2 separate regions of the Homo sapiens genome follow, and region 2 is linked to region 1. Evidence: chromatin contacts called from ENCODE Hi-C or POLR2A ChIA-PET data. All regions are on one chromosome and are shown on one strand. The core of a region is the stretch at or near the end of the contact, and the rest is flanking DNA. Distances in the headings are between cores, read along the strand shown.

Region 1 (6,934 bases), core at 1-2,500:
TTTCCTTGGGGGCTTTTAAAATCAATCTGCCACAAAAAGCTTCCGAACAAGTTAATAACGCAGACGTGCTGACTCACACTCCCCAGCAAGCACTCCTCCATGAAGAATCAATGGACTTTGTTCAACATATCAAAACAGTTAGCAGTTGAGCCGTAATGCAATTAAAACACAGCTCTTCCTTACCCAACTCTTCCTCATGTTAAAAAAAAAAAAATGCTAGCATACTGAACTCTTGGGAGTTACAGAATCAAAATCTCAGATGAGTCTGTTAGAGCTGAACTAACATTTACTAAGTGTATATCACACCAAAGACACTGAGGCACGTACATACACTACCCTGCAAACTAGACATTGTTTGAGTAAGCTAGACCGGCGTGGTAGCTCACGACTTTTATTCCCAGCACTTTGGGAGGCTGAGGTGGGCAGATCACGTGAGGTCAGGAGTTCGAGACCAGCCTGGCCAACATGGTGAAACCCATCCCTACTAAAAATACAAAAATTAGCCGAGTGTAGTAGTCTAATCCCAGCTACGCAGGAGGCTGAGGCAGGAGAATCTCTTGAACCTGGGAGGTAGAGGTTGCAGTGAGCCGAGATCACACCACCGTGCTCCAGCCTGGGTGACAGAGCAAGACTCTGTCTCAAAAAAAAGAAAAAAAGAAAGACAGTGAGCAAGCTAGGGCTGGGCAGGTGGGTGTGGTGGCTCACACCTGTATGTACTCAGGAGGCCAAGGCAAGAGGATGGCTTGAGCCCAGGAGCTCAAGACCAGCCTAGGCAACATAGCAAGACCTCATCTCTATTTTAAAAAATAAATAATGAGGAAATTGAAGCTTAGAGAGTTGAAATGACTTGTCCACGGCCTAATAAGACAAAATTGGGATTCAAACTCAGTCTGTCTCCAAATCTCTGTCTCTCCATATGCCACTCACCTCCAACTCTATGCAATGGTAAGTAGACAATGTCAAAGGAATGTATTAATAGCCTTCCTTCCTCCTAGGATGGGCCTGGGAACATGCTGTTTTGTTTTTCCCTCTGCCCCTCCTTTTAGTCATTGGAAGCGTATGTTGGCACATCCTTCTTTCAGATGATGTGGTTTAAGCCTTCTTGGGTACAGTCACAATTGAGTCATACTTCCTGCAAGTCACACCAGCTCACCTTGCCTGAGTTCTAAGGGTTCACAGATTCTTGGCTCATCTCGCACTGTAAATTTCAACTTCAATTCGAGGTCATTTCCTGTTGGCCTCATGTGTCACCTACATGCATAATTTGCCTCTCAATGTTATTCCTGGAAGGTCTCTCATTGCCTTGGCTGTGTTAGAGGGTGAGTCCCATCAAGGAAGGATTTGGTGGCTTATTCGCCGCTGTATTCCCAGAACTTGATAAATATTTACTAAATAAACAGATTCTGCATCTTTGCCACATTTCTAGGAGGTAAGGAAACTAAGACACAGGAAAATTAAGGTTGCTTTTCTATGACCACACAAGAATGAGGCTTCCTGGAATTGGATGTGAGAACAGCCATAACTGGGGTGAGGGTACCCATCTGACACAGCAACCCAGCCTTCCCAACACCACACCGTGAAGACTTTAGAATAACAAAAATGGGTTTCAAAAGTTACCATTCTAGCCTGGTACAGTGGCTCACACCTGCAATCCCAGCACTTTGGGAGGCCGAGGCAGGTGGATCACCTGAGGTCAGGAGTTCAAGACCAGCCTGGGCAACATGGTAAAACCCCATCTCTAGTAAAAATACACAAATTAGCCAGGCGTGGTGATGAGTGCCTGTAATCCCAGCTACTCAGGAGGCTGAGGCAGGAGAATCGCTTGAACCCAGGAGGCAGAGGTTGCAGTGAGCTGAGATCACACCATTGCACTCCAGCCTGGGTGACAAGAGCGAAACACCATCTCAAAAATAAATAAATAAATAAAAGTTACCGTTCTCTGTTTTCAAGTCTTTGGCACCAAGACAAAAGACATCCGTCTTCTATATGAGCTGTATGTGTGAATGACTCCAACAGGGAGTGAAAAACTAACAGTTCCTGCTCCACCTGCCAAGTTCTCACTAGCACCATCAAGAAGAAAGCTTTCTCTCAGCCTACCTGGAAGGAAGGAAGCCAGGGTGGAATGCGCAGAGATCTCCTGAAATGTCATCTTCCCTTCTGCACCCAGAAGGACCCTAAAGATCCCCCAAAAGAGACTGGAGCCCAGTATATTCTAGCTAACATGATGGATAATGTATCATTCATGGCTGGTGAAATTCTAAGTAGCTTCATAGTGAATTCTGCCCCCACATTAGACATTCCTGACTTTGCTTCCATCACATATAGTTAGTATGAGTAAAGGGCTATTGATTGATCAGAAGAAACACTGGAAAGTAAGTCTGAGTGCCAAAACACTAAGTGCTTCTACAACGAGAAAATATACACAAGTCAGGAAATGCAATGGAAATAAAAACACAAGTAGAAAACAGAAGTGAGGCCGGGCGCAGTGGCTCACGCCTGTAATCCCAGCACTTTGGGAGGCTGAGGCGGGCAGTTTACTTGAGGCCAGGAGTTCAAGACCAGCCTGGCCAACATAGCAAAACCCCGTCTCTACTAAAAATATAAAAATCAGCCAGGCGTGGTGGTGGATGACTGTAATCCCAGCTGCTTAGGAGGGTGAGTGAGAGGCTCGCTTGACCCAAGGAGGTGGAGGTTGCAGTGAGCCGAGATAGCGCCACCGAGCTCCAGCCTGGCAACAGAGAAAGACTCAAGAAAGAAAAAAAGAAAGAAAAGAAAAGAGAAGAGAAGAGGAAGGAAGGAAGGAAGGGAGGGAGGGAGGGAGGGGAGGGAGGAAGGAAGGAAGGAGAGAGAGAAAGAGAGAGAGAAAATAGAAGTGGCTAATTTCTGTACACCCCCAAGAATTTAGAAATTTGGTCACACATTGAGATTCTTTATTCCAGTGCTTCTTGCTGTACCCAGGGGCACTTAGTAATTCCTGAGAACCCTGCACTGGAGGTTTTCAAATCATAATTAATACAAAACTTGTCATGAAAAGACTCACTAATCACTGATCTATAAAATATATTCTCTTCCACAGAGTGCCTTTTTTAGCTTCACTCTGAAAAGCATTGCTTGTTTCTACCACCCCTCAGGGATCAAAGACGGACTCATGTCAGGTCCAAAATGCATGAAGCAAAATGAGACCATGATTTGTCTCTGATAACTTTGTGCTTTACGGATGGATAGACAGATGTGGATGGTTTTGAAACAAAGGGGTTCTGGTTTTCTCTCTCTCTCTCTTTTTTTTTTTGAGACAGGGTCTTGCTCTGGGTCTCCAGCCTCACTCAGGCTGGAGTGCAGCGGCACAGTCTCGGCTCACTGCAACTTCCACCTCCCGGGTTTAAGCAATTCTTCTGCCTCAGCCTCCCGAGTAGCTAGGATTACAGGTGCTTGCCACCATACCCGACTAATTTTTGTATTTTTAGTAGAGACGGGGTTTCGCCATGTTGGCCAAGCTGGTCTCGAACTCCTGACCTCAAGTTATCCGCCTGCGTCGGCCTCCCAAAGTGCTGGGATCATACGCTTGAGCCACTGCGCCTGGCCTCTTTAATTTATTTTTTCTAATGAGTTGGTCTATTCTGTAATTCAGGAAAAAGAGTGTCTTCCCTTTCTCGGAATTTTCCTGATACCCTACTTAAGGTCAAAACTAGAAAGTGTCCCAAGTAGGTAGGGAAGACGGGCCAGCTCTTACATTAAAGGAGGTACTGAACCCACCACACTTGAAGCAATGACGGAGAAGGATCCTCGAGCCTGGCACTGCAACTTGAAATGATGTTTCCTGGATAGAAATCTGTCTTAGTAGGAAATGCATCATGTCTGCGTCCTACTCCAGAAATAGGAAACTTCTAGAATCTGTGCCAGTGTGGTGGAACTGATGGAACCATTGGGAGAGCTTCCATTTCTCCACCACATGTACCTACTTTCCCCCTCACTCCCTGCTCCTGACTCTTTGCCAACCCCTGTTGCATCTTTCTGCTTTCTCATTTTTTTTTTTCTCCCTTCCTCCTTCTCCCCCAAGCATGCTTTTACTTATAGTTGAAAGCCACAGTCTCTGCTTAATACCACTGAATGTTAATCTGGACCAACAGGTTGCTGTCCTCTGCCCCTTACCTGGGGAGCTTTCATAAAAGTAACCAGTGGTAGCTTTGTAATATCAAGCCAAACCTAAGAAGCACAAAGTTCTCACAGGCTGAGTGATTTCTGAACACTACCCAAGTCATCACAAGTGTCCATTTTCTCTGGTCAAGCGCATTCATTTTCATCATGATTCTATTAAGCAAAATTCAGGCCCGGTGGGGTGGCTCACGGCCAGGCAGAGTGGCTCACGCCTGTAATCCCGGCAGTTTGGGAGGCCGAGGCAGGTGAATCACCTGAGGTCAGGAGTTCGAGACCAGCCTGGCCAACATGGTGAAACCCCATCCCTACTAAAAATACAAAAATTAGCCTGGCGTGATGGTGGGGGCCTGTAATTCCAGCTACTCGGGAGGCTGAGGCAGGAGAATAGCTAGAACCCAGGAGGTGGAGGTTGCAGTGAGCCGAGACAAGACATACCACTGCACTCCAGCCTGGGTGACAGAGCAAAACTCCATCTCAAAAAGAAAAAAAAAAATTCCTAATATGCCCCCATCCTCAGCTATTGATTTGTTCTTTTGCTTCCTTCCCCGCAACAACACAGTTTCACAGAACATGGAGAAATCTACCTACCTACCCAAAGAATGAAAACTGCGATTCCCTTGTGATAGGAACTTTTTGCATGAAACACTGAAATTCCATTTTCTCCCATTGTTTATCTTTGGGTCAGTATTTACTTACTAAGCAAAGTTAGAATATTCCATTTAAATGTAAAACTGTCTTCTCCCATGACTGGGAGAGCAGCACTGCCATAAGCAGACCAATTGAACAAGTTAGAAATTTGGTCTCCAATAAAAATAGGTATTGGGAGCTTTATATAGTCTCAAGGCAATAAGCAGATCTTAATCTACTGCCTAACCATCTCCTGAGAATAAAGTCATGTGCCTGGGAGCCTTAAAGATCCAAATCATCTGTTGGTAAAAGGATTTATGACATACATTTCCCAAGGAAAGAATATTTCAATACGCTGCCTTGTTCCATTGACTTTTTTTCTTCCAGACAGGGTCTTGCTCTGTCACCCAGGCTAGAGTACAGTGGCTGGACGTCCACTGCAGCCTGGACCTCCTGGGCTCAAGTGATCCTCCCATCTCAGCCTCCCAAGTAGGTGGGACTACAGATGTGTGCCACCACTCCCAGCTAATTTTTTTTATTTTTTGTAGAGACAGGGTCTCACCATGTTGTCCATGCTGGTCTCAAACTCCTGGGCTCAAGAGAACCTCCTGCCTCAGCCTCCCAAAGTGCTGGGATTACAGACAGGAGCCACCGCACCCAGCCCCCATTGACTTCAAGCAGTCAGAGCTCCCATGTCTGAGGGAAACCTTTTCAATGGTGCCAGCTGCAAAGGTGTGCTACTGGGAGGCAGCTGATTGAGAAATAACTTAAGAGCTGTGCAAATATAAATATGATGCACAGCAGAGAATATCAGAATTTTACAGAAAATACAAGAGATTCAATTCAGGCCTTTAAACACTACAGATCTGAAGGACAATGGAGAAGACTCAGGGAGGCTGGCAACCAAGAAATTATATGTAGGTTAAATTACCTCTGCCTCTCTTTCCTTGCTGACACCATGGTGGGCTCAAGAATCAAGAGGGTGCTGAATGTGGACCTGGTGTGGCTGCTCACACCTGTAATCTCAGCACTTTGGGAGGCCGAGGCAGGAGGATCGCTTGAGGCCAGGAGTTCGAGACCAGCCTGGGCAAACATAGCAAGACCTGTCTCTACAAAACAATGTAAAAAATTAGCCAAGCATGGTGGCATGTCCCTGTAGTCCTAGCTACTAGGCTGAGGCAGGAGGATCACTCAAGCCCAGGAGTTCAAGTCTTCAGTGAGCTATGATCATGCCACTGCACTCCAGCCTGGGTGACAAGAGCAAAACCATGTCTCAAAAAAAAATTTTTTTTAAGAGAATGCTGAATGTTGGCCGGGCGTGGTGGCTCACACTTGTAATCCCAGCACTTTGGGAGGCTGAGGCGGTCGGATCACCTGAGGTCGGGAGTTTTTGAGACCAGTCTGATCAACATGGAGAAACCCCGTCTCTACTAAAAATACAAAATTAGCCGGGCATGGTGGTGCATGCCTGTAATCCCAGCTACTCGGGAGGCTGAGGCAGGAGAATTGCTTGAACCTGGGAGGCAGAGGTTGCGGTGAGCCGAGATTGTGCCATTGCACTCCAGCCTGGGCAACAAGAGAGAAACTCCATCTCAAAAAAAGAAAAAAAGAGAGACAGAGAGAATGCTGAATGTTGTGAGCATTTCCTTTTAAGGGCACTGATTGTTGATATAAGTTGTTCTTGAATGGTGACATAGGTGCCAAGTTGCATAAAAGAGGAACGTGGTTCAGCAAAAATTGTACTTCTCAAATATGCCAGGAACCTATGCCAGTGCAACAGCATCCCTGCACCTGGGAACCAGGATAAGAGGTGGGGGCCAAGGGATGCAGGCAGAAATACGCTGCATCTGCCATCTGACAGTGGGTAAAATATACAATGCTCCATTGTAAATAAAATAGCAATACATGGGCTGGACACGGTGGCTCACGCTTATAATCCTAGCACTTTGGGAGGCTGAGGCGGGAGGATCATTTGAGGTCAGGTGTTCGAGACCAGCCTGGACAAAATGGTGGAATCCCATCTCTACTAAAAACAAAAAAATTAGCCAAGCGTGGTGGCTGGCACCTATAATCCCAGCTACTCAGGAGGTTGAAGCAGGAGAACGGCTTGAACCTGGGAGGTGGAGGTTGTGGTTGCAGTGAGCCGAGATTG
Region 2 (6,934 bases), core at 2,401-4,900, 81 kb before region 1:
ACCACCACCACCATACTATCAACTGATTATAGCATCGATTTGTTTTCATTCTAGAAAAATTAGAATAAGGAAACTTTTTTAAAAAAACAAATCCAGAAATAGACAATGTTAACATTTGGGTACATATTCTTCCTAGTTTTGAATTCTGGTTTTGAATTTTTTTTAGATACGATGAAAATTATACTGAATATATTACTTTGAAATGTGCTTTTTCTAACTGAATATATTATCAGCATTTCCCATATCTTTAAATATTCTTCAAAAATTATCAATGGTTGCATAAAATCTCTCCTAGTATAGGTGTAATTTAATCGATTTCCAATTATTGAATGAGAATTTAAGAAATTTTCTTGTTTACCCGCAGTACATCGCGTATAGTAAGTACTGAAAAGTCATTTGAATTGGGGTTTTATTATTAGTATAATAAAATAAAAATAGGCAAATCCTGTCCTGAATTTACATGATCATTCAGATAGCAAATACATTATTTAAACAGAAAAAAATTGTTTTCAGCTTGTGTAATATAAATTTGTAAATTTGTGTCAATTAAAAGTCAGTTACACCTGAAAAAACTACTGCTTTCCCCACCCCATGAGGGCCATTCCTTCTCCCAAAGACTGAAATTCATGATTAGGGCAGTGATTTGAAAAACAAAGCAAAACTAAACTAAACTAAAAACAATATCTTAAATCTAAAGGGAGATTGTATATTCAGGAACATTAGTATCATCTAATCTGAAAATGTGTGTAAAATCTTACTTCACCTTTTCTTCATTTCCTTTTCTTCAGCAGTGTCTCTTCACATTAAAATATATTGAAATTTTTTCAGTAGGTAAAAGCCAGTTACAAATATGATTTATATGCTTGCCCATAGTAAAGTGACTTTTCAGTAGCCCTAGGTAATATCTCGCCAGCCCAAGCATGATGATTTGAGGGAGGAGGGAGAGAAAAGGGAAAGGGACTGAGTGGGACTAAGGCTTGCCCAGTGCCCAGGAGGGCAGGAAAGGGTGGAGTAACAATGGAGGATCAACAACTGGACAAAAGGCACGTCTCACAAGGCTTGATAGCAGGCTCCAGTGCAATCCAGGTAGAGGGGGAGGCCAAAAATACGAAGAAACACCATCAAAAGAATTGCGAGGGAAAAGAGAGTTACTCCAAAATTTTACATATGGCCAATCTGTCATCTGTGTGCAAGCGTAACACATGCAAAGGCTAGGAAACACTCCCTACAGGTGTTCTCAAAAACAACTTGGGCTGGGCGCGGTGGCTCACGTCTGTAATCCCAACACTTTGGGAGGCCAAGGTGGGTGGATCATGAGGTCAGGAGATCGAGACCAGCCTGGCTAACACGGTAAAACCCCATCTCTACTAAAAAAAAGACCCAACTATATGCTGTCTATAGGAGATAGTTTAGATCCAAAGTTACAAATAGACTGGAATTAAAGGACAGGAAAAATATGTCATGTAAACAGTAAACCATAAGAAAGCTGGAGTGGCTGTACTAATATCAGACAAAGTAGACTTTAAAACAAAAAATGGTACCAGAGATAAAGTGGGACATTTTATAATGATCAAAGGGTAATTCCTTAGGAAGATACAATGATAAACAGGTATGTGCCTAACAGAGCCCTGAAATACATAAAGCAAAAATTGACAGAATTGGTAAGAGAAATGCACAATTAAACTAAACTATCACAACTATAGTTGGAGACCTTAGTGCCCCACTTTGAATAATGGATAGAACAACTAGGCAGAAGATCAACATGGAAACAGAAGACTTGAACATTATAAGCCAATTAGACCTAAAAAATCAACAGAACACATCACTCAACACAGCAGAATACACTCTCTTTTCAGTGCATGTGGAAGTCTCCAGGATAGACCGTATACTAGACCATAAAACAAACTTCAGTAAATTTAAAAGGACTGAACTCATACAAGGCAAGTTCTCCGACAACAATGGAATAGAATTAGAAATTCAGGCAATTTATAAATATGTGGAAATTAAACAACACACACAAATAACCAATGGGTTTAAGAGGAAATCACAAGGGAGAGTAGAAAATAATTTGAGATGATTAGAAATGAAGATACAACATACCAAAACTTAAGTGACACAGCTAAGGCTGTGCTACCTAAAGAGAAGTGTATAGCTGTAAATGCATATATTAAAAAAGAAAAAGATTTCGCATCAATAACTTAACCTTCCACCTGAAGACAGCGGAACAAAAAAAGCAAGTCAAACCTAAATTAATTAATTAACCTAAATTAATTAACTAATGAACTAGAGAATAGAAAAATAACAGAGAAACTGAACAAAACCAAAAGTTGGCTCTTTGAAAGGATCAACAAAATTGACAAAACTTTAGCTAAACTGGCCAAACAAAAAAGAAAGAAGACTGACTGAATTCCCCTGATATTGAAAAATATCGTAAGCATTGCTTTGTCAAAACGTTTCCCAGGTCTTCCCTTTGCTCCAGGAAGGTACGGGTTCTAGAGAGACTTTAGCCATTCCTGTGTACCTTTTCACAGCAGAAGGTTGAAAACTTGTTCTTCAATAGTTTTACACATGTGGTGGCTACTAGTTCCTGGAATAGCAAAGCAATTGCTACCTCCATGCCTTTTCAGTTGCTTTAGATAAGACCTGTTTTGCACCTGAGAAAACAGAAAGATCAGAGCAGCTTTTTTGTGTGTTTTGTTTACACAGTGTTGTTGTATTTTCATTTGCTCTAGACTTCAAGGCAGATGCAAAAGAAAATGAAAAACAACTTAGGTTCAGTAGAGTGGTCAAGTGATCCTACTCCTTTGGGGAAGGATATGCCACAGACTCCTGGAAGGCTGGAGATGTTGGGGCTCAGAAAGCAATACCCCAAAATAGGGTGCTTTGACATGCTGAAGTGAGGCAGAAGCCTCAGGGTCTCTCTGACCTTCCTCCACACCCCTCATTTCTCTGTCTCTCCCAAAGCACAGAATCAAGTTGTTCTCTGGAGTTCCTTCTATCTGCCAGCCCCCAAACTTTTAATGTGGAAGTTACAAGAGGGTAACTTCCAAAGGGTAACATCCAAAAGGTTGCAAAATAAGGGAATAGAACAAAAAAAGAGGAAGACAGAAATGCCAAAGAAGGAAACAATCACTTCTGGTCACTCCCCTGTGTTTTCATTAACTGAACTCATATCGCGTAAAGAAAGCCTGAATTCAGTCAACACACCTGGACAGAATTTTGTCACAAACCATTGTCTGCCCAACAGACTTTGTCCCAATCCATTGTATGTTCTTCAGGCCCATCAAATTCCCTAAAAATCATCTACTACCTCCCTAAAATCATCCACACTTCCCCTCTCCCTTTCCTCTAAAAAATAAGATATATAAACATCTGTACCCCATTAGGATACTGGGTAATCGCTTTGTGATTTTCCTCCCATGCACGCTAATCATTTGTATGGCTTTTCCCCTATTAATTTGCCTTTGTTTCAAGAAACAAAGGGTAAGTTTTCCCTTGTCCCCTACAGAGAAAATACAAGGGCTGCAGAGAAGTTACTCAGAGTGTGACATGGTACCTGGGCAACAAACAATGCCCCCTCCCTCCCCGTCAAGATGGAACCAGGCCACTGGATTCTATTGCCAGCTCTGTGACCCAGAGTGAGTCACCTTACCTTTTAAGCTTTAGTCATCTCATTTATGAGACAAAGTGGTCATTAAGTGATATCATTTTTTTTCTAGTTCCTACCACCTTTTACCCAGTCCTACAATGGGAAATTCAGGAGCCATAATCCTTGGAGCACTCCCACCCCAACCCCCAGTACAACCTGTAGACTTACTTCTCAATAAATCTACTTCTTTTATTTTGAGTTTTTGGTAACTTTATTTTCTAAAACTCTACACAACAAATATGTTTTCTTTGACATCTCCACTTCCTTTAAAAAGAAATAGAGCCTGGGCGAGGTGGCTCACCCCTGTAATCCCAGCACTTTGGGAGGCCAAGGTGGGTGGATCACCTGAGGTCATGAGTTCGAGACCAGCCTGGCCAACATGGTGAGACCCCGTCTCTACTGAAATACAAAAATTAGCTGGGCGTAGTGGTGGCATGCACCTGTAATCCCAGCTACTCGGGAGGCTGAGGCAGGAGAATCGCTTGAACCCAGGAGGCGGAGGTTGCAGAGGAGCCAAGATCGCGCCACTATACTCCAGCCTGGGTGACAGAGCAAGACTCCATCTCTAAAATACAATACAATACAATACAATACAATACAATACAATACAATACAATACAATACAATACAATGCAATGCAATGCAATAATCTTACTTCACACAAACTTCCTCAAGTACCCAAAACTAGACCAATTCTCCCTGTCAGATCCTCTCAATAATATCTTGTACTTCCTTCATGAGAAAGGATCAAGGTAAGGCCAGGAATGACAAACCCTTCTACCCCATGGCAGATGTCACTTACTGACAACAGCCCCAATGCTGCCCCCAATCCTCTTCCATCCAGTGTTCCAAGTGGCCACTATAGATTGACTAGGGCAATGGTTTTGTTACTTGGGCCAACCCGTTCCTTAAATCTTCAATATCCTAAATTTTCCAATCTCCTTAAGTAGATTGCATTGTTACTCTCCAAAGCCACTTGCATACATCTAAACCAAATCTGCATTACAATTTCAATCCATTTCCTGGAAATGACTGTGCTTTGCTGAGTATCTAGAGAGCTGAGAACAGCCTAGTGGCCTAAAAAAAAAAAAAGTACAAGTAAATCTTAAAACACGGATTATGATTTTATGAAAGCAGAGAAGAGCACTAAGGAATAATTCATAAGCTATGGTTCAACTATGGTAATAGGATCGTTTACTTCACCACACAAACTTTCATCTTATTACTTTGCTGTTAGTCCACACGATGTCTTCAGAGTGCAGAACACGAAGACACATCTAATGTGCTTCAACTACAACGTGAATGGTTAACGCCTCCCAAACAAATTTATGATGTACCAAAAGTTGTCTTAAGACTTTCTGCACAATAGCTCATTTAATCCTCGTTAATTTAATACTCACTAATAGGTCAGTGTAATTATGATCACCTCCCTTGTACAGATGAGGAAACTGAGGCACCGACAAAGCAGAAGACCAAAATGACGAGAATTTCAGGCATGCTAGAATTTAGAAAGCTTACTTCCCTCAAACTTTTTTTTTTTTTTGAGACAGAGTTTTGCTCTTGTTGCCCAGGCTGGAGTGCAATGGCACAGTCTTGGCTCACTGCAACCTCCACCTCCCACGTTCGAGCAATTCTCCTGCTTCAGCCTCCCAAGTAGCTGGGATTACAGGCTCCCACCACCACATCCCGGCTCATTTTTGTATTTTTAGTAGAGACAGGATTTCACCATGTTGGCCAGGCTGGTCTTGAACTCCTGACCTCAGGCAATCTGCCCGCCTTGGCCTCTCAAATTGCTGGAATTACAGGCGTGAGCCACCGCACCCAGCCAGCCCCCAAACTTTTAATGTGGAAGTTACAAGAGGGTAACTTCCAAAGGGTAACATCCAAAAGGTTGCAAAATAAGGGAATGGAACAAAAAAGAGGAAGAAATAAATTTAATAAAATGTTGAGACAAGGCAGCGAAGGAGACAGGACAGGCTGGTAGATTGGAGCCAGATGACGATGGCTGAGAAGTAAGGAGATGTCATATAACCCGGAGTGCATCTACAGCACTAGGTGATGAAAGTGTATTTTTGGGGTCTATATGAAAAAGAAAGCAAGAAGGAATTCCAGGATAACACAAAAGGAATAGTCGATGGTAAATAAGAAAAGAGAATTCACTCGAACTGCGATGCATGAAATGCTATCCTCTAGGTGGCCTGTGGATTGTGGCATTGGTCCTATAGAGAAAGTAATAATATGACATTAGCACCTAGACCTGCAGTGGGCAATGTTTACACAGCGACAATAAATGTTGTTTACTGGTGTCCAACATTCAGAAATAAGCTAAAGATATTAAGATTAGAAAATGGAATAAATGGAATGTAACAGTTAAGAATCTTTCTTTTGGCCAGGTGCAGTGGCTCACGTCTTTAATTCCAGCACTTTGGGAGGCAGAGATGGGAGGACTGCTTGAGCCCAGGAGTTTGAGACCAGCCTGGGCAATATAGAGAGACCCCTGTCTCCACTTAAAAAAAAAAAAAATTTTGTCAAGTGTGGTGGTGTGCGCGCCTGCGGTCCCAGCTACTCGGGAGGCTGAGGTGGGAGGATCACTTGAGCCCAGGAGTTTGAGGCTTCAGTGAGCCGTGAGCCATGGGCCATGATCCGTGATTGTGCCACTGTACTCCAGCCTGGCTGACAGAGTGAGACCTTCTCTCAATTAAAAAAAAAAAAAAATCTTAAAAAAAAATTGAGATATAATTCAAACCATAAAATTTGTCCTTTTAAAGTGTAGAATACAGTGGGTTTTAGTATATTCATGAGGTTGTTACAACCATTACCACTATCTAATTTCAGAACATTTTCCTTATCCTAAAAAGAAACCTGGTGCCCATAAGCAGTTAATGGTATTCCTCGAGGCCCCTGGCAATGACTCATCAACTTTCTGTGCCTATCCTGGATATTTCATATAAATGGAATCATGTAATATGTGGCTCGTTGTGTCTGGCTTCTTTCACTTGGGTATGATGTTTTCATGGTCCATCCATGTTGTAGCATATATCAGAATTTCATACCTTTTTATTACCAGATAATAGCCCATTTATGGATATACCATATTCATTTATCCAGAATTTGGACAACGTAAAAGGGAGAAAAATGAAAGGGTAAGGCCTTAATGTTTTATTTAGAAAGGAAAGAGAATATTGCCGAAAACTGACAAAACAAGAAACAGAGACAGAAATGCAATAACTAGAGGTAGCTAAGAGAACTAAAACTAATTGTTTAAAATGATTAACCATCAGAAGA

What was found. A loop is a pair of places that touch in the nucleus more often than their neighbours do. ChIA-PET counts read pairs that join two places held with the same protein, here RNA polymerase II (POLR2A). Pooled maps may share reads with other maps.
Region 2: a loop to region 1 is called in a map of PC-3, with 5 times the contacts of the local background. The contact joins two enhancer-like sites. A Hi-C loop is called at or near these places in 1 of 168 maps with a recorded cell type or tissue (PC-3) and 1 of 50 pooled maps. POLR2A ChIA-PET finds 5 or more read pairs at or near these places in 5 of 52 experiments (A549, H1, HCT116 and 2 more).

Annotation. Positions count from the first base shown.
Region 1 is chr17:67,416,272-67,423,205 of GRCh38, reverse strand. All of the region lies in intron 1 of PITPNC1 (phosphatidylinositol transfer protein cytoplasmic 1), which reads right to left. Among named protein-coding and RNA genes, the nearest start is that of PITPNC1, 42 kb to the right of the region's middle. RefSeq lists an enhancer at 593-1,792. Within about 2 kb of position 1,250, at least 15 of the 41 ENCODE cell types and tissues checked have a DNase peak (open chromatin) inside an H3K27ac peak, as active enhancers do; they include HCT116, where a contact is called at or near this core.
Region 2 is chr17:67,500,092-67,507,025 of GRCh38, reverse strand. The region is part of intron 1 of PITPNC1 (phosphatidylinositol transfer protein cytoplasmic 1); the gene reads right to left. Among named protein-coding and RNA genes, the nearest start is that of MIR548D2, 32 kb to the right of the region's middle. Within about 2 kb of position 3,650, at least 3 of the 41 ENCODE cell types and tissues checked have a DNase peak (open chromatin) inside an H3K27ac peak, as active enhancers do; they include HCT116, where a contact is called at or near this core.